3 separate regions of the Homo sapiens genome follow, and regions 2 and 3 are each linked to region 1. A link is a loop called in an ENCODE intact Hi-C map of the cell type or tissue named here. Cell type or tissue: natural killer cell. All regions are shown on one strand.

Region 1 (8,000 bases):
CAGAGTCAAATGTAACTCTCAGCCTAAACCTGATAGTCTCTTTCTTCCCACCCAGATACAAGGTACCTTGACAACAATCCTTTAAAAATCAAATAAAGTCCCCCTTGTTCTGTGTTGATTTTTAAATTTTCACAGATTTCTCCTTTTGCTAAAGCCAAATGTAGCTGCACAACTGCTTTTACGTTCTTTGCAAAAAAGCTATTATATTAAAAAGAAAATGAGAACGCTAGGCTGTGCTGCCCAGTGGCTCCTAATGCCTGCATTACACAGACAGAAAACTGGGATTGGATCCTGCCCATTTTTCCTAAGGGGATGATGGTATAGAATCTGTTTAGTCAAGAGCAGAGGGTAAGAGAGGATAACATTTTTCTCCAAACAAAGGAAGGGCATGTATCCGCCAAAGGTTCCTGCAGCCAGGCCTAGGAATATCACCAGTGACCTGGCTTGCTTCCAGTGGGCCTGTTTGGTTTTGTCCTAGCATAGAACATAAACAGCATCCCATAGTCTAGGACAGCCAGAGGCTAAAGTGCCTGAGAGATTCTCAACCCTTTCTGTAACTATACATTTATTTTAAGTTCACTCCATGGACCTCCTCTAAACCCATAATTTTAACCTGAGTATCTTTTCTACTCGTTTTGTAGGTTTATATGTCACTGCTGTTTTATGCTACAAAGTTAATTTTCCTTTAATTCTCTTTATGTCATGATGAATTACTTACATTTAGGATCACTGTGTTTTTCTTTCTTTAGACAGAGACAGAGCACCTTAAGTAGTTATTCATAACATTGGGACCAAACTTTGGTAGTTTTCCTTTCTGACATCACAACTTGGTTCAGATTAACAAAGCAGTGGTCCCTGCCTCAGAAAGATGATTAAATTCCCAATGACAGCAAAGTTCACACAAAGCAGGTCTAACAAGAAGCCACAGTGTCTAGCGGCAGCCTGCAGTTATATGTGACAGGAAGCAAGGAGAGGGCTGGAAACTCCAGCTGGAGCAGTGCCTGACATGCCTTTACAGCCAGAAGTCTTTCATGTTTATTGATGCTAAGGAAACAATTATAATTAGTTATGGCTAACTAGGCAACATGAAATACCTTTCCATTTATTCTTAATTCTGTTTCTGCTCTTACTACCACCACCACTACCATTGATAGAAACTCTATGGAAAGAGGAAGAAGGGAGAGTCTGTGGGTAGAGGGAGGGATGGAGGATATTGGGCAGGTTGGAGCTAATGAAGGTAGTCTGAGGAACATCACACTATCAACAGTCTGTTCAGAAGGGAAAGTGATGACAACAGTGAGGACCTTTGTGGAGTGCTTGCTCTATGCTGGGCCCTGTTGTAGGTTCATTACCTGTATTATTTCACTAAATCTTCACTACAACACTATCAGGTAGGAACCATTATGATCCCTTAGAGTAAATGGATTGCTGCCACATTGCATGTAAAAGGGTGATGTTACATATACAAAGTAATATTGCATACAGATTGAAATCACATGTAAATTAAGATTGATATTGCATGTATGCAGATCATAGGTAGAAGGATGCATTGGAATCAAGGCCGTTTGTCAAGATGGCAGCACTCATTGGAAACTCTTCTTTCCTAGGGGTTACTATTTAAACCAGTGGCCTAGTTTAGAAAGTAACTTTGTGCCTCTTGGAAAAGGAGTTGGGAACAAAAGGAACTAGTTGCTCGTAGGAAAAAAGCAAACACAGAGAGGTTCTGAGATCTGCCCAGAAGGGGATCTGAAATCAAGACTAAGTGTGTAGTCCTTCACGAAGCAGCAGGCAAGGCTCATCTTAGGAGGAAGAAGAGGAAGCCATCATCTATGTGTCACAGGTGCTGAGGTGTAGGAGACCCCAACCCTCCAATCATCTTCCCTATTTAATTTGCTAATAATGCGTCAACATAGTAGACCCTGGCACACATTAGGAACTCAATAAATGTTACTTTTCTTATTTATTGGGTAAGATCCAAGTGCTTTATCCGTGAAGTACACCTTTCTGTAAATTTAGTTATACTGTCCATTCTCAAGAATTGATTTTAGGGCTGGGCACGGTGGCTCATGCCTCTAATAACAGCATTTTGGGAAGCCAAGGCTAGGAGTTTGGGACCAGCCTGGGCAACATAGTGAGACCTCATCTCTAAAAATGTTTAAAAAGTAGCTGGGCGTGGTGGTGGGTGCCCATAGTCCTAGCTACTAGGGAGGCTGAGATGGGAGGATCCCTTGAGCCCAAGAGCTTGAGGCTGCAGTGAGTTATAATTGCAAAACTGCACTGCAGCCTGAGTGACAGAACAAGACTCCAACTCACACACACACAACAAAGTTTTTGCTAAACAGAAGAGAGATTTTGGGGATATCTGGCAATAAAAGGAGAAAATACTCCAGGGGAGATGGATATGGGAAGGACAGAGTGGGACACCTAAGAGAAGCCCCACATGATTTTCCCAATATTGCCTGGGCAGCCCTAGGAGCTGAGGGATGGGACAAGGAGATACCAGCAGCCTGCAGAAAGCTGCAGAGCTGAACTTGCACACACACCATCCACGGACACCTGAATGCAGCCCATGTTTATGCCATAGCATGTGCTCTCTCTTATAAGCCTCATGCACCCGCTATGTTCCTTTAGCAGGAAAGCCATAGATTATTTTTCCAGTGAGTGGCCATTTGGAGGGAGATGTGCAGGTATTCGGTTTACAACCTCTCCCTGCTTGTTGCACAGCATAGGAAGGTGTGGAATGTATGATGGCACAAATAGTAGAACCTCCTCAAAATACTCTGAAACCTTCATCCTTTGCAAACCCAGAGGCTCCTTCCATCCTCCACTATTCTCTTTCAAAAGTCAATTATTTTAATCATAGCAAAGCTTTCTTGACCCCATATGTGTCCCAACAACCAAATGACAGTCTCAACAACATTTACCTGTTAGCTATGGATTCTAGTCTAAAAGGACTCATGTTGCTTTCATCTTCCTAGATCCAGTGCCTGGCACAGTGAAATAATTCAAAAATGTTTGTTGAACCCTTCGGTGATTTTACTATGTGCAGAAATGTATATCAAAATATTCATTGAAACATCTCAGCCCTGGATCTAAGAGTGGGTTAGGTGTAGGAAGAAAGGGTAGTGTACCAAAAAAAAAAAAGTAATATATGGTTTCTGTCTTCTAGAAGTTAAAAGCACATATTCAAAAGACAGGTAAGTAGCAACAGGCATGGTATGGTTAAACACTAAAATTAGTCATTTACATATTATCTGTTTTTCTCATACCCTCACTGTGCATTAGAAGCTTTGTAAAAACTACAGATGCCTGCAGTTCACACACAGAGATTCTGATTAGGTCTGTCTAGTCAGAGTCTACATTTTTAAACAGTCCACAGGCGATTCACATGCGTATCCAGGATATGAATCACTGTAACAAGTGCTAGAGAACAGAATTAAAACAGCTACCAGCAAGAACCAGAGTGGGGGGAGGAGTCTCACGGCACGATTGGAACCTCTTTTGAACCCTGAATCATACAGAGAATTTGGATTGTAGGGATGGAGAGGGGAGAGCCTTCTGGTTGGGAGGAAGAATTGAAGACATTGTGAACAAAGGAGGTTGAAAATTAGGGAGAATTAGGGAGCTATTGTTTAAAGGATACTGAATTCCAGATAGGAGGAATAAGTTTAAGAGATCTATTGTACAACATGGTGGCTAACCACAATGTATTGTGTACTTGAAAATTACTGAGTAGGTTTTAAGTGTTTTTGCCACAGGAAATGATGTGTGTGAGGTAAAATGTATGTTAATTAGCTTCATTTCCCCGTTCTATAATGTATATATGTTGTACCCCATACATGTATATTGTTTTTTATTTGTCAATGAAAAAAGCAAATTAAAAATGCCAATGTTAATTTAAAAAAAAGAGTTGAAAGTCAAATGGATACCTATTTGCTTAGTGGCAACCACATCTCAGAGTAAGGTGCAGAGGTGCCCATGTGAAGATGGGCACTGGTTGAGGTAGCACCACCTGCCTACCTGATGGCAGAAAGAATATCCTTAATGACCAAAGGAAGGCCACAGAGGGAAGGTAGGCTTTGGCCATGTGAAACCAAAGAAAATGGCTGAGGTGACTCAATCAATCTAGAGATTTATTCTGCCAAGGTTGAGGACGCACCCAGGAAAAAGGAACACCTGTGATTTGTGCTTTTTCCAAAGAGGGTTTGGGGTCTTCAACGTTTAAAGGGGAAAGAGTAAGCAGTTGGGGAAAGAGGAAAGAAAAAATAAAAAGGGAAGAATACATAAAAGAGGCAAGCAATGGCATTCTTTTGAAGCTAGATCCGTGTTCACTGAATCCACATTTTAAATGTGAAAAGAGGGGACAGAGGAATAGTCAACTATGCATTGGCTCCAGCTCAATGAATCTGCATTTTTAGGTAAAATAAAGTAAACATAGAGTAAAGGAAGCATTCAAATATGTATTTGTCTCAGGTGAGCAGAGGGATGACTTCTAATCCTGTCTTTGTTCTGTACCTATGAAGATAAGCTGTTGATTTACATTATCAGGGTGAAATTCAACAGAACTCTGTTTTAGGGTAAAGATCTTGGGGTGCACAGAGAATTTTCTTGTGAGTGAATTGTGAGGGAGGGCCCCTGGGGAGGCCTGTAACCTTCTACCTTTGTAGCTATCTATTTAGGAACAAAATGAAAGGCAGTTTTGGGTGACTCAAGCTTTTTTTTTCCCCTTTGGCATAGTGAGTTTGGGGTCCTGAAATTTTATCTTCTTTTCACAGCCATAGCCTGGGAAGTAGGACCCCTTTCTTTGTACCTGCAAAACAGCTGTGGATGGCTACAAAAATGGTCTTGAAAAAATGTTGAGATAGACAAAGAAACACATGCATTCCCAATCACAGATTTCATTATTAACTCTATCTCAAGAAAGGTGCTTGAGTTTGAGGTCCCACATTCTTGGAATGGTGACTACTGGGAGCTTCACCTTAAGGGTTGAGGATGTGTTTCCTTGGCTTCCCTCAATTCCCAGATTATCAAGTTTCTTTCTTTCAGTGACTCAGTGACAAAAGTCTTTTGCCTTTCTACTTCCTTTCTAGGGAGTAATAAAGAAGAGGGGTATGAGTGGGACTCAGGGATAAATGGAGGTAGAGAGGAGGTTCAAGAGATGAACCAAAAACATCTTAAATAAAAAATGCTCCCAGCAGAGGGTCAGGGGTGGATGTGCCTGATTCTGAATGCAAGTCAAATATGCATTTGTCTCAGGTGAGCAGAGGGATGACTTCTATCTCTGTCTTTGTTCTGCACCTATGAAGATAAACTGTTGAATATAAGATGTTCCTACCTGTTCTAGGGCAAGACAAGATAGTTAAAAAAAAAAAAAAAGAGGTGATGGTAGATGCTACCCCAAATGGAAAGGTGAGGGGTTATTGATGGCACACACCAAATTTAGTAAGCTCACTTATGACACCCAGTAAGGACTGTTTCATTGCATGAAGCACTTTTTGTGCAGGTGTAGGGACAGATCAGAAGATTCTGGAAAAGGCAGATCACCAAAGAACTCAAGATGTACTGATATTTTGCCAGTTTCCTTCATCAACAACTTGTCTTCTTTACCAACTAAGGGCAAACAAAGAGAACAAACTAAAAAAAAAAAAAAAAGAAAAGAAAAGAATTAAATAATTAAACAAAGAACTTAAATAAGAAGGTAAGACCCCCCCCCCAAATCTCCCAAGATAGTGAGAAATGTATTTGCGTCATGTCTGCCTAACAATGAGCTATTATTAGGATGGTAGAAAATAGCAGCAAGTAAGGACTACAGATTTCACCCAGAGGCAGAGCAGACAAAAGAGACAACAGTTTCCTGGGAAAGGAAGATGATTCCAGTTTAATTCATCCAACAAAACTCTTCCAAGAATGAGACCAGAAACCCTAACTGCATCTTGGAGGGAGCTGGAGGCTTTCCCATCACAATGAGGCCAACTGCTACCATGGGTGCCAGTGCCAGAGCCACTGTCTGCAGGCACTATCATGTCTGTGTGGGCCAAGGAGCAATCTAAATTAAGATGATCATCTAGGTCCTCAGGCCCTCAGGGTGAGTACATATTGCAGCAGTTTCAGCCTGTTTCATGCCCTCCATCTGCAGATCTACAATGTCTATAGCCAGATTCACTGACCCCCAACCCCTCAACTTCAGATCTCAATCCCCAGAACAATGTGGGCTTAAGACAGGAAATATTGAAGCGGGTTTAGCACTTCCTCCTCCTCCCCCAACAGCAGTGGCATCCTGGTGTTGAGTCATTCTCCAGATTAGGTTGAACCAGCTGACCACTGGGCTCCCTGTGTGTCACCTGAGTCACCCTCACTCTTGATTTGGCCTAGGGGTCCTCAGTGGGCTTCCGCCCCCACCCCTGGGTTGCAACTCTCTAGTCGAATAACATTCCCACTGTAATTACAAAACTCCTATACCCAAACTTCTTCCTGGGAAACACTGAAGAGTGTTGCACTTTTCCTTCTTTCTTTCTCTCTTTCTTCCTTCCTCCCTCCCTCCCTCTCTTTTCTTTCTTTCTTTCTTTCTTTCTTTCTTTCTTTCTTTCTTTCTTTCTTTCTTTCTTTCTTTCTTTCTTTCCTTCTTTCTTTCTTTCTCTTTCTTTCTCTCTCTCTCTTTCTTTCTTTTCCTTTTTCCTTCCTTCCTTCCTTCTTTCTTTCTTTCTTCCTTTCTTTCTTTCTTTCTTTCTTTTCTTTCTTTCTCTTTCTTTCTTCTTTCTTTCTTTCCTTCAAAATGGAGTTTCACTCTGTCACCCAGGCTTGAGTGCAATGGCGCCATCTCGGCTCACTGCAACCTCTGCCTCCCAGGTTGAAGCGATTCTCCTGCCTCAGCCTCCTGAGTAGCTGGGATTACAGACGTGCACCACCATGCTCAGCTAATTTTTGTATTTTTAGTAGAGACAGGGTTTCACCATGTTGGTCAGTCTGGTCTCGAACTCTTGACCTCGTGATCCACCCACCTCGGCCTCCCAAAGTGCTGGGATTACAGGCATGAGCCACCGCGCCCAGCCATGAGTTGCACTTTTCGACCTTGGTTCTCATCTCATCCTTGGTTCAACCATCTTGTCTTGCTCTTGATTTTCCTGAAATGGGAGAGTTCCCTGACCCCCCTCACAGAACATGCAACAGGGGTGTGGCTTGTCTGTTCAGCTGCCTTACCTCCCTTATAGGAGTGGGAGCATGCAGACGGGCAGGTGCAAGAGCCAGGACAAGCACTTTTGGGCTCAGGCTCCATGGTAGCATCTAGGGGTGGGTGCCTGCAACTCCCAAAGCCCAGGTGGGTGTGTTACAGTGCTCTTTTAGCTCTGCTGTCTGCAGATGGCTTAAGTGTTAACCAGCTCAGTGCCCTCTTGGTACCTGAGTCCTTGTTCAGTATCCAGGACGAATTAGGTCACATGGACGAATTGAAGGTTGGCAAATGCAGGGGACTTTGTTGTCAGATGGAGATGGCTCTCAGCTGGAGGGATGGGGAGCTGAAGAGGGGATGAAGTAGGAAGAATGATCTTCACCTGGAGTTTGGCTGTCCTGCAGCCAGTCTCCTCTCCAACCATCCCCAGATGAACTCCTCTTGATGTTCAGATATTCCTTCTTTTCTCTCCTTCTCTGCCAGGCCCACTTTTCTGCCTCTGCTCATCTACTTGTGGAGCATGGGATTTGGGGTTTATATGGGTATGAGATAGTGGGGCATGGTGGGCCAGAAGGCAACATTTGGGTGCAAAAAGAGAAATGCCTGTTTCTATTTAGGGCCATGGGTTTCCAGGCTTGAGGGTGGGGCCTTTGCCAGGGAACTGCCTTCTTCTACCCAGTATTTCCCTGTCTCTTGTCCATATCAGTACCTCTCTCCTTATCTGAGGTTAAGATCAGGGGAGTCTTTAGCTCTGTATCTTAGTTTAGTGTTGGGGTCTGGATTTCTGGGGAACAAATCTGCCAGAGGCTGGCACCCTGCCCTGAATTCCAAAAAT
Region 2 (8,000 bases), 130 kb before region 1:
ATGTTTCTTGGGCTAGTCGGTCTGAGGACCTGAGGTCGTAGGTGGATCTTTCTCACGGAGCAAAGAGCAGGAGGACAGGGGATTGATTTCCTGAGGCAGGTCCCCCGATCCGAGTCACCACACCAAATTTCATGCACATCTGTGTGAAGAGACCACCAAACAGGCTTTGTGTGAGCAACATGGCTGTTTATTTCACCTGGGTGCAGGTGGGCTGAGTCCGAAAAGAGAGTCAATGAAGGGAGATAGGGGTGGGGCCGTTTTATAGGATTTGGGAAGGTAATGGAAAATTACAGTCAAAGGGGGTTTGTTCTCTGGTGGGCAGGGGCGGGGGAGTGGGGGCACAAGCTGCTCAGTGGGGGAGCTTCTGAGCCAGGAGAAGGAAATTCACAGCGTTAATCACTCAGTTAAGGTGGGGCAGGAACAAATCACAATGGTGGAATGTCATCAGTTAAGGTCGGGCAGGGTCTTTCACTTCTTTTGTGATTCTTCAGTTACTTCAGGCCATCTGGGCACAAGTCACAGGGGATGCGATGGCTTGGCTTGGGCTCAGAGGCCTGACAATAAGTTGTCTCATTGTAAAATAAGGTTAATAATAAATAATAATAATAATTCACATTGTAATTACAAGCATTCAATGAAATGGTGCATATAAAGCGCTTAGCACAGTGCTAGGTGCATGTGGCTAACACTCAATTAGTGGTAGAGATGATTAATAATATTGTTACCCTGAAAGTAACAGAACTAAACAGAAAACTGGGGGAACATTTTCAGGGCATTCATGCTTGTGATATCTCCTTCACTTGTGTAAAATATGAAGACGTTTCCTCTGTGTTCCTGAACTGTTGGGGTTTTGTTTTCTGTGCCCCAATAGGAATATTGCCTATTTCTCAGTGTTGTGCAGATTTTAAAAGATAACACAGGCAAAGAGCCTGACAAAGAATAGGTGCTCAGAACACATTATTTTATCCTTATTTCCTCATTGGATTTACCCTTTGAGCTGCCTGCTCAAATCATGGTGTTGACAAAATGAGTCAAACTCTGTAAAATATTTCAAGAGTTTTATTCTGAGCCAAATATGAGTTTCCATGGCCCATGAAAGAGCCGTAAGAGATCTTGAGAACCTGTGCCAAAGGTAGTCAGGCTACAGCTTGGTTTTATACATTTTAGGGAGACACAATACATTAGATGTCGATCTAATTTATTAATTAATATACATTAGATGTCGATCACTACTTTTAAGATGACATGGGTTGTGTCTGGAAAGGTGGACAAATCAAAGGTGTGGGGGGACTTCCAGGTCTTAGGTGGATTCAAAGATTTTCTGATTGGCAATTGGTTGAGTTTATCAAAAGGCCTGGAATCAATAGAAGGGAGTGACTGAGTTAAGATAAGGGGTTGAGGAGACCAAGGTTTTTATTATGCAGATGAAACCTCTAGGTAGCAGGCTTCAGAGATAATAGTAAATGTTTCTTATAAGACTTAAAAAGGTGCCAGACTCTTAATTCTCTCCTGGATCAGGAAAAAGACCTGGAAAGGGAAGGGGATTCTCTATAGAATGTGGATTTTTCCCACAAGAAACAACTTTGCAGGGTCATTTCAAAATATGTCAAAGAAATATATTTTGGGGTAAAATACTTCTATTTATTTCAGGGCCTGCCATCTGTCATGTTGATATCTTACTGCTACAAAGAGTCTGTTTTGTCAATCTTAAAGTTGCTGTTTGAATGTAAATACTGGTCAGATGTGCCTGAATTCCACAGGGAGGAAAGTGTAATGTGACATGCCTGACCACCTATTCCCATCATGGCCTGAACTAGTGTTTCAGGTTTAGTGTTTTAGAAGGCCCTTGGCTGAGAGAAGGGGGTCCATTCAGTTGGTTGAGGGACTTAGAATTTTGTTTTTGGTTTAATGATGGCAATTTGATTTTTTTTTTTTTTTTTTTTTTTTGAGACGGAGTCTCGCTCTGTCGCCCAGGCTGGAGTGCAGTGGCGCGATCTCGGCTCACTGCAAGCTCCGCCTCCCGGGTTCACGCCATTCTCCTGCCTCAGCCTCCCAAGTAGCTGGGACTACAGGCGCCCGCTACCACGCCCGGCTAATTTTTTTTTTGTATTTTTAGTAGAGATGGGGTTTCACCGTGTTAGCCAGGATGGTCTCGATCTCCTGACCTCGTGATCCGCCCGCCTCGGCCTCCCAAAGTGCTGGGATTACAGGCGTGAGCCACCGCGCCCGGCCGGCAATTTGATTTCTATGTCCTAATTTGTTCTCTGAGATAGGGTTTCCACTTGGCTTCTTAATAAGATTCATTTAGTAGTCTCTAATTTGGTTGGAGACATTTCTTTCATTTTAATTCTCAGGAGCATTCTTTCTAGACTATTGGGTATCTCAAATGGCTTAAAATGTCAGGTTTGGGCCACAGTAATGTATTCTCTGTTTTTTTTAATCAGAAAGTGGATGACACGTGTGTGCATGTCAGCAAACTCTCATTATTAAAAAGTTCCCTCTGTCCTTTAGTCTTTGACTGTCATGAGCAAGGAGACCTTTGGCCAGGGTAATAAAGATGACTAATGATGGGGCTCAGGACATACTACCCCAAATATGCCTTTTTGGCCTAAGGATTATTTTGAGCTATTTTGGGAAATAGCAAACACAGAGAAGCTTTGAAAACAAATTAGTTTTGAAAACAGTTATGATTTCATAAGATAAATTTACATCTGTAAAGAAAACCTCCATTGTAAGGGTGTCTCCTTTCTGCATCAGAAAGAAAAGAAGAACTAATTCCCTAGAGAAGGCATCAACTTAAATCTAGTTATCAAATATTATGCTTCTTTAACGGTGCTTTTCCTGGCCAACTTTTCTTTTTCTTTTTTTTTTTTTTTTTTTTTGAGACAGAGTCTTACTCTGTCACCCAGGCCAGAATGCAGTGGCATGATCTTGGCCCACTGCAACCTCTGCCTCCTGGGTTCAAGCAATTCTCCTGCCTCAGCCTCCTGAATAGCTGGGATTACCGGCAACCACCACCACGCCTGGCTAATTTTTGTATTTTTAGTAGAGATGGAGTTTCAACATGTTGGCCAGACTGGTCTCGAACTCCTGACCTTGTGATCTGCCTGCCTCAGCCTCTCAAAGTGCCGAGATTACAGGTGTGAGCCACCATGCCCAGCCATGGCCAACATTTCTTAATTGCATCATTCCCCTCAGCCTTCTCTCTTTGTTTCAGAGAAGGATAGTACTTAAGGGTGAGGTCTAGGATAATTCTTTGAGATCTGCTGCAGAGATTTACTCATTTCTCTGGGTTGTCTCCCATAGGTACACATTTTATCAGAATTCTGTTTGTTTTTCTCTTGTTAATTTGTCTTTTTTACAGAGAAGCTCAGAAAAAACTCATCAAGGTGAAAGAGAAAATTTATTGTTTTCTCCCCTACACTTTCTGGAACTTGGGCTCTGAGGCTGCTCTGGCTTAATCGGTCAAGCATCTGGGTCCTGGGTCTGAGTTCAAATCCTGATCCTTCTTGCTGTGCAAGCTTGGGAGAACGATCTCACCAACCTTGCACAGGTACTGCCCGTTTAAGATGTAGACCATAGTCCCTTTATTACAGGACCTTGTATGGATTAAATGAGTTACTGGGTGAAAAGCGCTGAGAAGAGTGCCTGTCACAGAGTAACTGCTGTTATTGCAAGTAAAGAATCAGAACTATGCTAAATTCACAGTCAGCCTGGGAAAAATGTCAAAAGGAGTGCACATGAATGGTCAATGGACCAAAGACCCTTAGATTTGATAAAGATATGAGCTTTGTGTCTTATTTCCTAATGTTAAGTAAAAATTATGAAAGGCTATTGTTTTGTATTAGGCCCCAACAGACCAGACTAAAAATCAAAATGGAGTCACCCATGCCAAAGTTCCATATCACCAAACTGAAAATAAGTTGTTATTTCATCTTCCCCAAAATCAGGACAGAGCAGTAACAGCCAATGTTCCAAGCAGACCAGTTTCCGTCTTTAATGAGCAGGATAACGAAGTTCCCTCTGTTTTAATCCTTACAACAAAAGTAACCCGACGTAACCTGATGCTAACAAATCTGTTATTTCTCTATTGTTCTGTTTCCTTGTTCTCACCTTGTAAGGGAGGTAACTTTCAAAGGACGAGTCCACATTTTGTTCTTTGCTTCTGGTTTCTTCAACCCCCTCTGTCTATAAAATGAATCCCCTCTGCTCAACTCTTTGGGACACTTATTCTATTTTATGGAATGAGACATTGCCCAATCCTAGAATTGCAATAAAGCTAGTCGAGATCTTCAAACTAAACGTGTAATTTTGTCCTTTGGCAAATCTGGTGACCACAAAGGAAACTGAAGGAGACTGCTGAAAACCCTGAGACCTTCTGAGAAACATAGGAAAAATGCTGTAGTCCCTTTTGGAGGGGCGGGGGTGAAGGGGTTCCTCTGTCTTTCTCATGGAGCTCCAGGAGTCATAAGTAAGTTCCTCTCAGGTTGGAGCTCTGTTGTCTTTTGCATTTGAGCTCCCTAATATCTTTGGCCTTTGGGGTACAAAGGGTTAGTTTATATAGTGAAAGAGCACTTGACTGTGTGTTACCAAGGGTTGCTTTGTGCTGTGGCAGGGCACATGACCTTTCGGTTTGTGGTGACTGATGAGTCACTGGCAAAAAAGCTGCAGTTTTTAAGGTAACTGATGGCAGTTACAATAAGTAGTTATTACTGAAGGGGGGCTCTTTATTTTTTTCTCTTCTTATATGCTGAGGTCTTATAGCTAAAGCCATGTCAGCTCTAAGAGACCCAAGATCATACATAAAAATGGGATCCTTAATTTATAAATATCTGAGTACTTCGCCTTCTGGTGTACTTGCCTTTTTCATGTCTAGGAGCTATGACCTTGGAAGCTGCAAATATTTACAAAAGTGGCAAAATCTTACTAAAGATAATTCAGAATTACAGGGCCATTATATGGAACATTCCAGATGAATAAGGCTGTTCATTTGACAAGCATACTTAAATCTCAAGTCTCTCAAATTTAGCAGAGAGAATGTCATTCTAATTATTAATAGCATTCAGAAGCCTCAAAGAGACAGAATTCTAACTTTTTTTAAATTAATTGTGAAGAACTAATAAAAAGCTAAAAAGGCTGGGTGCAGTGGCTCATGCCTGTAATCCCAGCACTTTGGGAGGCCGAGGTGGGCGGATCACGAGGTCAGGAGTTTGAGACAAGCCTGGCCAATATGGTGAAACCCTGTCTCTACTAAAAATACAAAAATTAGCTGGGCATAGTGACATGCGCCTGTAGTCCCTGCTACTCAGGAGGCTGAGGCAGGAGAATCACTTGAACTCGGGAGGCAGAGGTTGCAGTGAGCCAAGATCGCACCCCTTCACTCTGGCCTGGGCGACAGAGCGAGACGCCATCACACACATACAAAAAAGCTAAAAATGCAAGATATCATCCACATCAAGAACAGTAAAACTGACAGAATTCCTACTGCTCCTCTCTATCCCACTTTGCCTGAGTATTTAGTCTACTAACTCTCAGTCTGACTTGGCTTTCTCCTCTGAAAACAAAACAAAACAAAACAAAATAAAACCACAATTAAACAGTTTGCTTAAAGCCACTCAAAAATTCAGGAAATAATCCCAGAGTGACTTACACTCCCTAGGTGATAATAGAACTCAGCGCCATAGTTAAAAATTTTGCTAAATCTAGGGAAGGCCTTCAAAAGGTTTCTGAAGAATTCAAGGTCTTAATTGAAATTTATGACCTCAAGATATTTGATCTTTACCAATTAATTCACATACTAGTGAAAACTGGTGAAGCCCAGAAATGGATAAAAGAGGCAGAATGGTATTACTGGACAAGCTCCTACCTGGTCCATGTATAGGCCTAACAAAACCTGAAAAATCACAATTGAGCATTTGAAAGCCATTTCCAATGTGTTTCAGCTCCACGCCAACCAACAACCTAGAATGGCCTTTGGGTCTACCCCAGAGCACTTCTTCAACAAGCAACCCCTAAAACAGCAGTTGCTATTGGTGCAAACAACCAGGACATTGGAAAAGAGGCTACTCCCAAAATTTCAAGGAAAGTCCCTAAAAACAGCCTTTTCACTCCCTGATAATTTCCATGTTAACTATCAGGATTGATGGGCCTTAGAGGGAGCTGCTCTAACCTTCTACCGGTTGTTATCCAATCTAGGTAGACACCAGAGCCACTATTTCCATTTTCAACCCCACTATTATAGGACAACCACTCCTTTGGATAAAGAAGAAAATTTATATTGTAGGGAATATGAAATCAAGTTCTATTCTTGAATCCAGGCATAGAAAATGCCTTTTTGCCATGTTAGTTACAGGGCTTCATCCTGAAGTCAGTAATCTAACTAACAAGTAAGATAAATTCAAAAGACTACCTATCAACTATATGGTCCAAAAAATTCAACTTTTGACATTTGACTGGCTATTTTGAAACTTTTTGTAAAAGATATTTATCTCTATAATGAAAACCTCCATTTGTAAGGGCCTGTCCCTCTATTCACCTAAACCCCTAAAAACTTTACAATGGTGAAGACATGGGTATAAAGTTTACATAATAAACCTTACCTTTAAGGTGCTTTTCCTGGCCATTTTGTCTCAACTGGACCTATATCTATGCTGTTCTTTGTCTGGGGAAGTAATGGTGTTGAGATCTAAGTTCTGTGCCTTTGAGATATAAATTTTCTACTTTGTTTTACCTAAGAGTCGTGTCTTCGAAAGTGCAAATTTAGGGTTGCCTAATTATTATTTAGGGCAATGAAACAGATGATTGGGAGATTTATGGTATAAAATGGAGAGAGAAACTATTTTAACATTGAGAAATAAATAATCTTATAAAAGCTATAAGACCTGCTTCTGTCTGTGTGTCTATATGTTCATATGGGTTATGTGTATGTGATATTTCTCTCTGAAAATATATTAACGAGCTGTAATTAATAGCTTAAAGGAAAAAGTAAGCACTTTAAAATATTTTATCAGAAAAGTAGAAATTAACTCAGATGCCTTTTAGTGCATGTGACTTGGGTAAATCTGACTAGTTTAATATTTTTGCTTTAACAAAAACAGCTGTGTCTTCTGATCAATAAAATAGCCATGTATTTAACTTTAGGGTACTTGCTTAGGTGGCTACTGCCTAACATTTGCACACTGTAAAAATAGTTAAAAGGGAAATAACTTGAGATGATGGCTAGTTTTCTTCAATGTCTCCTACAATTTTTATAAACAGTTCAAACATAAGTTTTAAAGATGAGTAAATTAGATGAATGTGAATGAGGTAAAAGTTTACATATAAGCTTTTTCAATGATTATGGGCGGGGTGTGATTGCACTTTGGGAGACCATAGCAGGAAGATTGCTTGAGCCCAGGAGTTTGAGACCAGCCTGGGCAACATAGTGAGACCATTCTCTACAAAAAAATTAAAAATTATTTGGGCATGGTGGTGAACATCTGTGGTCCTAGTTACTTGAGAGGCTGAGATGGGAGATCACTTAGGCCTGGGAGTTTGAGGCTGCAGTGAGCTGTGATCACCCCATTGAACTCCAGCCTGGGTAACATAGCAAGACCCCATCTCAGATTAAAAAAAAAAAAGGTCATGTTTTATAAAACTTCTCCCTTTAAAAATCGTCTTAAGAATCCCTTTTGTGGATAAATGAAATCTTAAATGTATGTTATATTGAATTAAGTAGTAAATATTCATTAAATGTCTGAGTCATTTCCAAAATAAGGTTAAATACTGAAACGTTAATTGTTAACAGAAGTTTATTTTTGGTTCCTTAAATTTATAAAATGACAAATTATATTTGAGCCTGATAGTAAATGTCACACATGTCTGTATAGAAGACCACCTAAAACACGCTTTGTGTGAGCAACAAGGCTGTTTATCCACTTGAGTGTAAATGGGCTGAGTCTGAAAAGAGAGTCAGCAAAGGGAGATACCAGAGGGACAGCTTTATAGGACTTGGGTAGGCA
Region 3 (8,000 bases), 51 kb after region 1:
TCTTGCCTTACTATTATTTAACTACAGATTTCAGTCAGCTCAAGAGAGCATTTTTGCAGGAGGCAGAGAGAAGGAGCCCAAATGAGAAAGTGTCTTGTTACAAAATCCATTTTTCTGTAACGTTTGAGGCTTGGAGCTTCCATTTCAGGTTGACATTTTAAAATGTATCTGTAAGAACACCAGTAAGGGAACCGATAATGACACTGCATTTCGGAAGCCCTTTCACAAGATGGCTGGGGAGATGATTTATCATATTTATTTATTCCAATTTGTCAGCTAATGGTGGGGCCTGTATCAGGGCTGCACGCACTGGTGCTTGGCTCTGGTTTCAATGCCTCTGCCTTGCTCGCCTTTACCCCCGGCTTCTCCTCCTTTCCCAGAGGGTCCAGCTGCATCAGGTGACAATCCCTCTGCAACTGTGCAACCTGGAGGGACAGGGCAGTTTGCAGTTGGGCAACGGCCAGATGATATCATGCAGTTTCACTTCAGTTTCCCCAAAGTGAACTGGGTCAAGTGTATTGAGGGAAAAAGGCCATAAGTGGCTCAATACCAGACTGCATCCCTGGAAGCAGAAAGCATGACTCATGGGTAAGACAGAGACCCCACAGCAGGCTGGTCAACCAGTGTGCTGAGCCCTCACATACACCAAGCCTAGCAAGGCTCTGCATAAGTCCCAGTTTCCTCATCTGTGAAATGGACACAGGCCCTTTTGGAAAAGGCATTTGCCTTCTTACCTACAGAATGTATCTGCAAAGGGATTAACACTTAGAGCAAGCCTAGTCTATAGGGTTGTCTGTGTCCTGGGAACTTTACCCTTCTGAGTATCTTCTTAGTGCTAGTTTGAATTTGCCTCATTACACTGTTATTTCAGAACTCATAGAAAAGCCTGGCTTTTGTACTCACAGCAAGACGGAGTAATAGGAATGGAATAGAATTAGCAAGTACTAGCACAGTAATCACTAGCACATGATCGGGTGAGAGGTGATAGGGTTTGGGGGTCATCTTCCCTGAGTATAATGGGGTGTTCAATGGGTAGGTGGAGCACTGCCTTAAGGAAACTAGAGAAGCAGGTGTATTGGTTATCTATTCTCTGGTTCTGTTATCTGTTTGACAAGTAGCCCCTAAATTTTGTAACTTAAAATAATTATTCTCTAACGGTTTCTGTGAATTGGGAATTCAGGAGCAGCTTTGTTGGTGGTTCTGGCCCAAAGTCTCACATGAGGTCACAATCAAATGTCGGCCAGATACAGTCTTATGAAGGCTTGCCTGGACCCTGGGATCTGCTTCCAAGGTGGCTCCTGACCCTTCGTGGACAGCTCTGGTTCCTCCCCAGGGAACCTCCCACAAGGCTGCTGGGGCTGATGGCAAGGTGGCTGGTTTCCCCAGGGGGATGGGTCCAAGGGCACAAGACAGAAGCCGCGACATCTCCCATGACCTCACCTCAGAGGTTGTACATTGTCACGTCAGCTGCATGCTACTGTGGTCACACAGGTCACCCCGAGTGAATGTGAGAGCAAACTGCTCAAGGGTATGGCTTCAAGGTGAGGATGAGTGGGGACTACCTTGAAGCTGTCTACCATAGCGGAGAAGGTGCTATTTGGAAATGCAGGAAAACTGGATTTGAGGATGGGATTGTTGCAGGGGAAGGACAGGGAATAGCAGACAGATATCAAAACAGAAGCTTGGGGACCAAAGCCTAAACCATGGGCCAACTTACTCAAACTGGATCATGGATTATGAATCCATGCACAGGAGACTCATGACCTTAAGGAAACCTGCAAGGGAGGTGACATGACTCAGGCTGCAATACTAGCTTGACTCCTGTCACTTCACTGCAGAGGAATTTGTGAGCCAGGCAGGATCCTAATGTGCATCTCTGGGCCTGCTTTCTCCAGGCTGACTGATAGAAGCTGTGGCTTGATGCTGAGTTCACCATCAGGGCTGAGGCTGCTCAGGAGCTTCCTTTTCCAAGCCCAGATAGGTCTTAGAGGTAGGTAGAGTGGCCGTCCATGCAGGGAGAGCCCAGAGGCTGGAGAGCTAGCTAGGCTCTGGTTGCGTCTGTTTTGTGGCTAGGTGGTTGGTTTCGCCTTGTGTCCTTAGGAGGTCCAGGGCTGCCCACGGCCACCATTGGTTTTCAACTGTGTGAACAGACACAATGCCCCAGACCAGGGAAGAGAACACTGCGAGTGTGCAAGCAAACTCATAACCAGCACCCCAATGTGCCTTTGTTTGCCCTCTCCCCCTTGGCACATAGAACCAATCTAAAAAATTGCTCCCTTACACTTCTATCAAAATCTCAAATTTTCAAAGTCCTATCAAGAATATTATCCCATAAGCCAAGGCTAGAGATGAGTTTTCGTAATAACTTCACCAGACAAAAGAGAAAACTGAAGCTACAAGAGGCAAGACCTACCCAGAACCATTTGGCTGAGCCCAGCACTCTGCCCATGGTCCATGCACCCCTTGACCCTGACATCAGCAAAGCAGTCCCCATCACCAAAGTGCTATGTGCCATGTGCCCCTGGGAAGAAGAACCAATCTGAGATTGCAAACAATGGGAAAGGACCTCAACTCTTGTGAGGCAGCTCTAAGAACTTTCAGCCCTAGACCTGTACATTTTTTGTGATTTTTTAAAAATGTAACTCACCATGCTATACACATCCTTAGCACACATCCCGTACACAAGCTCACTCTGCTCCTGGCATTGAGCACCCAGGGTCTCTTTAGGGGACTCCCTTTTTCTCCCCTGAACGGGCCACTCTTTACCATCAAAATGAATTGCCTATCATCTGTACTCGGCTTTTTAGCAGTCACAAATACAGGGTGGGGAATTTATTGGATACCAGGTGTCCTATTAGCCAAAGTCCTTTCCAGCTCATGCTGCTGAATGAGCCAGGTCATGACCCCAACCAGGCACTCTGGTTAGAGCTCAGTGTAGACAGATGTGCACACACTGCTGGGCACAGAAGGTTTGGGAGTGTAGACAGAGGAAGTGAGTCCTGTCAACTGGGGCGGCTCCTGCACTGAGCAGTGAGGGCTGTGAGTGAGAACTCTCTGATGCTTCCTCTCTATGTAAGGCCCGTGAGCTTTATGACTTCCTTCTGGCTTGGTTGTAAGCGAAAATCACCTCAAAAGGGGCGTGGGTAAGAGCTACTAGCCTTCTTGGAATGCCTACTATGTGCCAGACATGAAAGCAGATGCTTTTTTCAAATACTTCTGTCGGATGAACTTTCTTATTATTGTGGTACAGATGAGGAGGCAAAATCATTTGTCTAAGACCCCACTGTTTCAGCTGCAAGCTTTCGTGGCTCCTCAGTTTGCATTTTTTCCTCACTGCAGTATCACTTTGTGAAGGAGGTCTGAAGTCTTCAAATGAAAATAGAGTTTTCTCCTTATGTAAGTATAGCAATCAAATGTTCTGGAAAGAACACTGTGCCCAGCCAAATTGCTCTAGATGTTCAGGGCAGGAGAGGGGCGGATATCCTGGTGGTGATGACCACATAACAAGAAGAGACAATGTGTGCTTAAGGTACCAGCATCTCAGGGTGGTCTAGTATTTCTCAGAGAATGGTCTGAGAGTTGGCCTCTCGTGGTATAGGTAAATTTTTAAGTATTTATGAAAATGCTTATATGTCTGGTTTCAGCCTGATTTAGTAATTTGCTTGTATAATCTCTATGTCTATTCTTGGTGGTCCAAAGGGCCCAGATTAAGAATTTTATAAACATCCTGCTGTGTTTAGTGTGTTATACCTCGGAGTATCTATTTCGCTAACCCAGATGGTGCCGTTACCACACACATATCCTGCAAGGGGAGGGAATTGTATTAACAAGTATAACCAGCAAAACCACAGCATTTCACTTTAGCAAAAGGGGCCGAAACAGGAAGCAGGTAAATTCCCTGCTCCCACACATCTACCATTCTCTCCTCCCTTCTATGAACTTAGAGTCTCTGGTTTTGTGGCCACTGAACTTGTCTCCACCTCTAGGGGCCAAATTGGGCACTGGGGGGAATTCACAAGCTTTATATTTAGCTCAAAATCACCTGGGCTATATGTGGGCTCATCACTTCCTTAAAGGTGGAAGAAGTTATAATTTCTTTTTTCTCTCTTCTCTTTCTCTCTCTCCATCTTTTCTCTTCTTTTCCTCTGTCATTTTCCCCTTCTCCTTCCAAGCATTATAGTCTTCCTTGGACCGCTTTTTCCGAATTGGCTTCCACTGGCCCATTCCAGAGTACAATTACTAGTACTGTACTACATTTCCAATAGTCAATAAGAAAGCAGAAGTGGCCACATTGGCTTCCCCTAAAAGCAGCATCAAATTTCAAGTACTTTCTTATATTACCGCCGCTCATTCCACCACCCTCTATAAGCACACAACTCACTGCTGAGCACATCATAAATGCTAAAAAGTAGTGAATAAATCAACGAATTAAATAATTCTTTTATTCTAATTTTTTTTGTACAGCAAGCCATTGTGAATAAGATGGTTCTTTTATCCCCAAAGAGGTTGCCTATTGACTGAAAGCCTAAGCACAGCTTCTGAGAGTCACAATGAGATCACATCTCTACTGTACTGAAAATCTTTTCAGGCACCAGAGAGAAAGGCCTGAGTGTGATTCTCCTTCCCTGGTTCTGAGTGAGAAGGTCATTAGCTCACTAGGTACTGGCAATTTCAAGAATTGCCAAAATGACAGTGATGTGATAAGAACAACTATCCTGTTGGGTCTTTGTGTAGTATTTTTCCTTTGAAAACAGCTTTATGCTAATTATCCCATATGAAACACAAAAAAAAAGGAAGTGTGAGGTCAATGTGGCTAAGATTTATGTCCGTTTTGCAGACGTGGATCTGAGATATCTCGTGATTTGCTGGTGGTTGCACAGGTAGTGGAAGAGCTGGGGTGGAAGGGTTTCTTCCTGAGCAGGTGGCTGTTCCTCCCAGAAGTCCTGCCTACCTGCCTTTCTCTTGCTGACAGCCATATCACCCACTTTGTTTAAGGGTCAAAACTGTCTCAGGTTGTTCTCACTGCTACACACCCACTAGCGCCATGACAAATTACAGATGCCATGGCAACATCAGGAAGTTACCCTGTATGATCTAAAATGGGGAGGAACCCTCAGTTCTGGGAATTGTCCACCTCTTTCCTGGAAGACTTGTGAATAATCCATTCCTTGTTTAGCCTATAATCAGGAAACAACCATAAAAACGGGCAACCAGAAGCCCTCAGGGCTACTCTGCCTATGGAGTAGCCATTGTTTATTCCTTTACTTTCTTAACAAACTTGCTTTCACTTAAGAAAAAAAAAAAAACTTTCTCCAGTAAAAATTTATGTTCACACCTAAAATTTGTAAACCAATGTGCATAGCATCTTTATTCATGATGGTTAAACACTGGAAACAATCCAGATGTCCATCAATAGACGAGTGGATAAGCAAAATGTATAATCCGTGCAATGGAATATTATCGGGCTGTCAAAAGGTATGAAGAGCTGACACATGCTGCAACATGGCAAAACCCTGAAAACATTATTTTAAGTGAAAGAAGCCAGTCACAAAAGCCCACATTATGTATTATTCCGTTTAGACGAAAAGCCAGATTAGGCAAATGTATATAGATGCAAAGTAGATTAGTGGTTGCCCAGCGTGGGGAGTTGATGAGGGTATTGGAAACTGATGGCTAATGGGTACGGATTTCTTTTAGGGGTGATAATAATGTTTTAAAATTTTTGATGGTGGCACAACTCTGTGAATATACAAAATCTCACTGGGTTGTATAATATAAAAGAGTGAATCATATATGTAAACTATATCTCAAGAAAGCTGTTATTTTTTTTTAAAGACTGACTCTCGGCTGTGGCTTTCATAATCTTCTTTGGCCATGGCTTTCCCCAGGGCTCCAAAGCTAGGCAGTGCCCAAAACTGTCTCCTCTAACTTTGTTTTACAGGGAGACATTCCTCCAACTCTGCCTGCTCAAATTTGTGGGGTGAAATCTGGTGCCTCTATATTTCCAAATACAAAGCGCTAGAGGTTAAGTTGTGTGCTTCTCAAATGTCAGTGTACATTCTGATCCCCTGGAGATCTTGCTAAAATGCAGATTCTTAACCTTTGGGTCTGGGACACAGACTGAGATTCTGCATTCTAAGAAGCTCCCAAGCAATGTCAGTGTAGCTGCCGTCCTCATTTTGGGAAGCCAAGGTGTCGACCACAGACCCAGAAGATGCAGCCTTTGACTCCTCAATGCCACCAATACAATTCAATCAAATATCAAGATTTTCAAAACATAGTCAATCGAATGTCTTTTTCCCACTCTCTATCCAATTATTAGGTGCATTTATAATGGAAGATTGTTAAACACGATTACCAACTTGGTGAAATCCTTTGGTACACAGTAATGTTTATGGAAAGCACCTAACAACTTGGTGGAGTATTTTTTCTTTGAACTGACTGAATTGGCCGTTTTTGGTTTGCATCATAGGGAAAACCCTGAGTTGTGCTAAGTCTGAGCTTCCTTAATCATTAACTATACATTTTAAAAGCACAAGATTAATTTCTGTGTTCCAAACACCAAACATGTTGTCATTTTGAGGAGTGGGCAGGTTCAGAGGACCTCCTTAGAAGGAGATAAAAGCCAAGAGATGATGAAGTTTTTATTTTTATTTCGTTTTATTTTATTTTATTTTATTTTATTTTATTTTATTTTATGGTAGAGATGGGGGTCTCACTATGTTGCCCAGGCTGGTCTTGAACTCCTGACCTCAAGCAATCCTCCCACCTTGGCCTCCCAAAGTTCTGAGATTACAGGTGTGAGCCACCACGCCCAGCCTGGATGGTGAACTTAACTTAGTTTTATAGCATCAGTGGATTGTGATAAGAGTTATGTACACAACTTAATTTTTGTTTAATAAGCATGTGGTGTGTATCTGTAACATAAAGAACACTATGCCTGTATCTCAGGAAGAGATATGTAAAGATGAATAAGATGCTGTCTGTGCCCAAAGAGAGGCCTTTATTCCTAGTCAGGGAGAGAAACAAGCTCACCAAGAAAAGCAAGAAATAAAAGGGAGAAGGAGAGAGCTTTTTGCTTGTTCTTGCTGTTTGATTGGCTTAAATTTTATCTCCATAGATTTTACTTTCTCCAGCTGCAAAGCTGAAGGCAAAGCTGAAGAATCCTGGACACTCTCCTTTGTTCAAATAAAACTTCTATTTACACAGGATTTGCTAAAGGAGTACAAGGAAATGGCAGAGATAGCATTAAGCTCACACAGCAGTTCCGGAAAGCGCCCCTTCATTGTTCTCAGGCTCGTACCTGCAGTAACAGGGCCTATAGGCTTTGAACACAAGACAACTGAGTTCGGAACCTCAGAAGAATTCTGGATATGGTACAAAAAAATTCAGGTTCAAATTCCTGTTGTGCTCAAGTTTAGATATACGATGATCATTGCTTTTTAAACCTGCTGGGGCTTATTTTTTCATCTGCGATATAAAGATGATTATACTAATTTCTTCAAAGGATGACATGAGCAGGAAATGAGCTAATGTATGGAGACAGTTTCATGAACTGTCCAGCACTCTACATATATAAGAGGTAATGACTGTTTTTCCTAGCCCATGTACTTCAGGTCTCGGCTGTCCCTCTCCTGCCCTCAGGTCTGGCAAACCCCACCTATCAACTAGCCATGGCTGCTGTGCTGTTTCAGGGCCCTGCTTGATGATCCAAGCGGATGTGGGGTCTTCCTAAAGACAATGCATTGTGATTGTGACCAGAAGGAAACTTAAGTCCAAGTCCTCAGTGAATTATCTGGGACTCAGTGTCTTCAGCTGTAAAATAAAGTTATTGACTACATTTTGAAATTCCGTTATAGAAATGCCTGCCCCATAAGCAGGCATGATTTATATTGGGGCACTGTATCTGTCTCCCGTATGAAGAAAAAAGCTTATAGTTCATTCTTTTTCTTCCCTGGGTTTTTGAGTCTAAGCCCTTATTTTCCACAAGCTGGGAAACT

Evidence for each region. A loop is a pair of places that touch in the nucleus more often than their neighbours do. Peaks named below come from ENCODE experiments on the same cell type or tissue, not always from the same donor. Only the 100,000 strongest peaks of a DNase experiment are listed, where the experiment ranks them.
Region 2: a loop joins it to region 1, with 10 times the contacts of the local background. A loop is called at or near these places in 4 of 110 quality-filtered maps.
Region 3: it touches region 1 in a loop (6-fold over the local background); 7 of 110 quality-filtered maps call a loop at or near these places.

What each region holds. Positions count from the first base shown.
Region 1 is chr1:221,825,260-221,833,259 of GRCh38, reverse strand. It overlaps LINC01655 (long intergenic non-protein coding RNA 1655), which reads left to right. Exons shown (of 4, transcript NR_125989.1): 4 at 5,504-5,594. Among named protein-coding and RNA genes, the nearest start is that of LINC01655, 11 kb to the left of the region's middle. In natural killer cell, no CTCF peak of the experiment used is centred here; DNase peaks (open chromatin) are centred at 3,419 and 6,259; H3K27ac peaks cover 4,580 bases.
Region 2 is chr1:221,958,484-221,966,483 of GRCh38, reverse strand. The region is part of intron 1 of LINC02257 (long intergenic non-protein coding RNA 2257); the gene reads left to right. It overlaps LINC02474 (long intergenic non-protein coding RNA 2474), which reads right to left and starts at 74. Exons shown (of 3, transcript NR_149071.1): 1 at 1-74. RefSeq lists an enhancer at 388-1,000. In natural killer cell, no CTCF peak of the experiment used is centred here; a DNase peak (open chromatin) is centred at 4,613.
Region 3 is chr1:221,773,800-221,781,799 of GRCh38, reverse strand. No RefSeq gene overlaps it. Among named protein-coding and RNA genes, the nearest start is that of DUSP10, 36 kb to the right of the region's middle. RefSeq lists enhancers at 2,841-2,890, 3,941-3,990, 4,021-4,070, 4,141-4,230. In natural killer cell, no CTCF peak of the experiment used is centred here; DNase peaks (open chromatin) are centred at 3,089, 3,489 and 3,819; H3K27ac peaks cover 3,224 bases.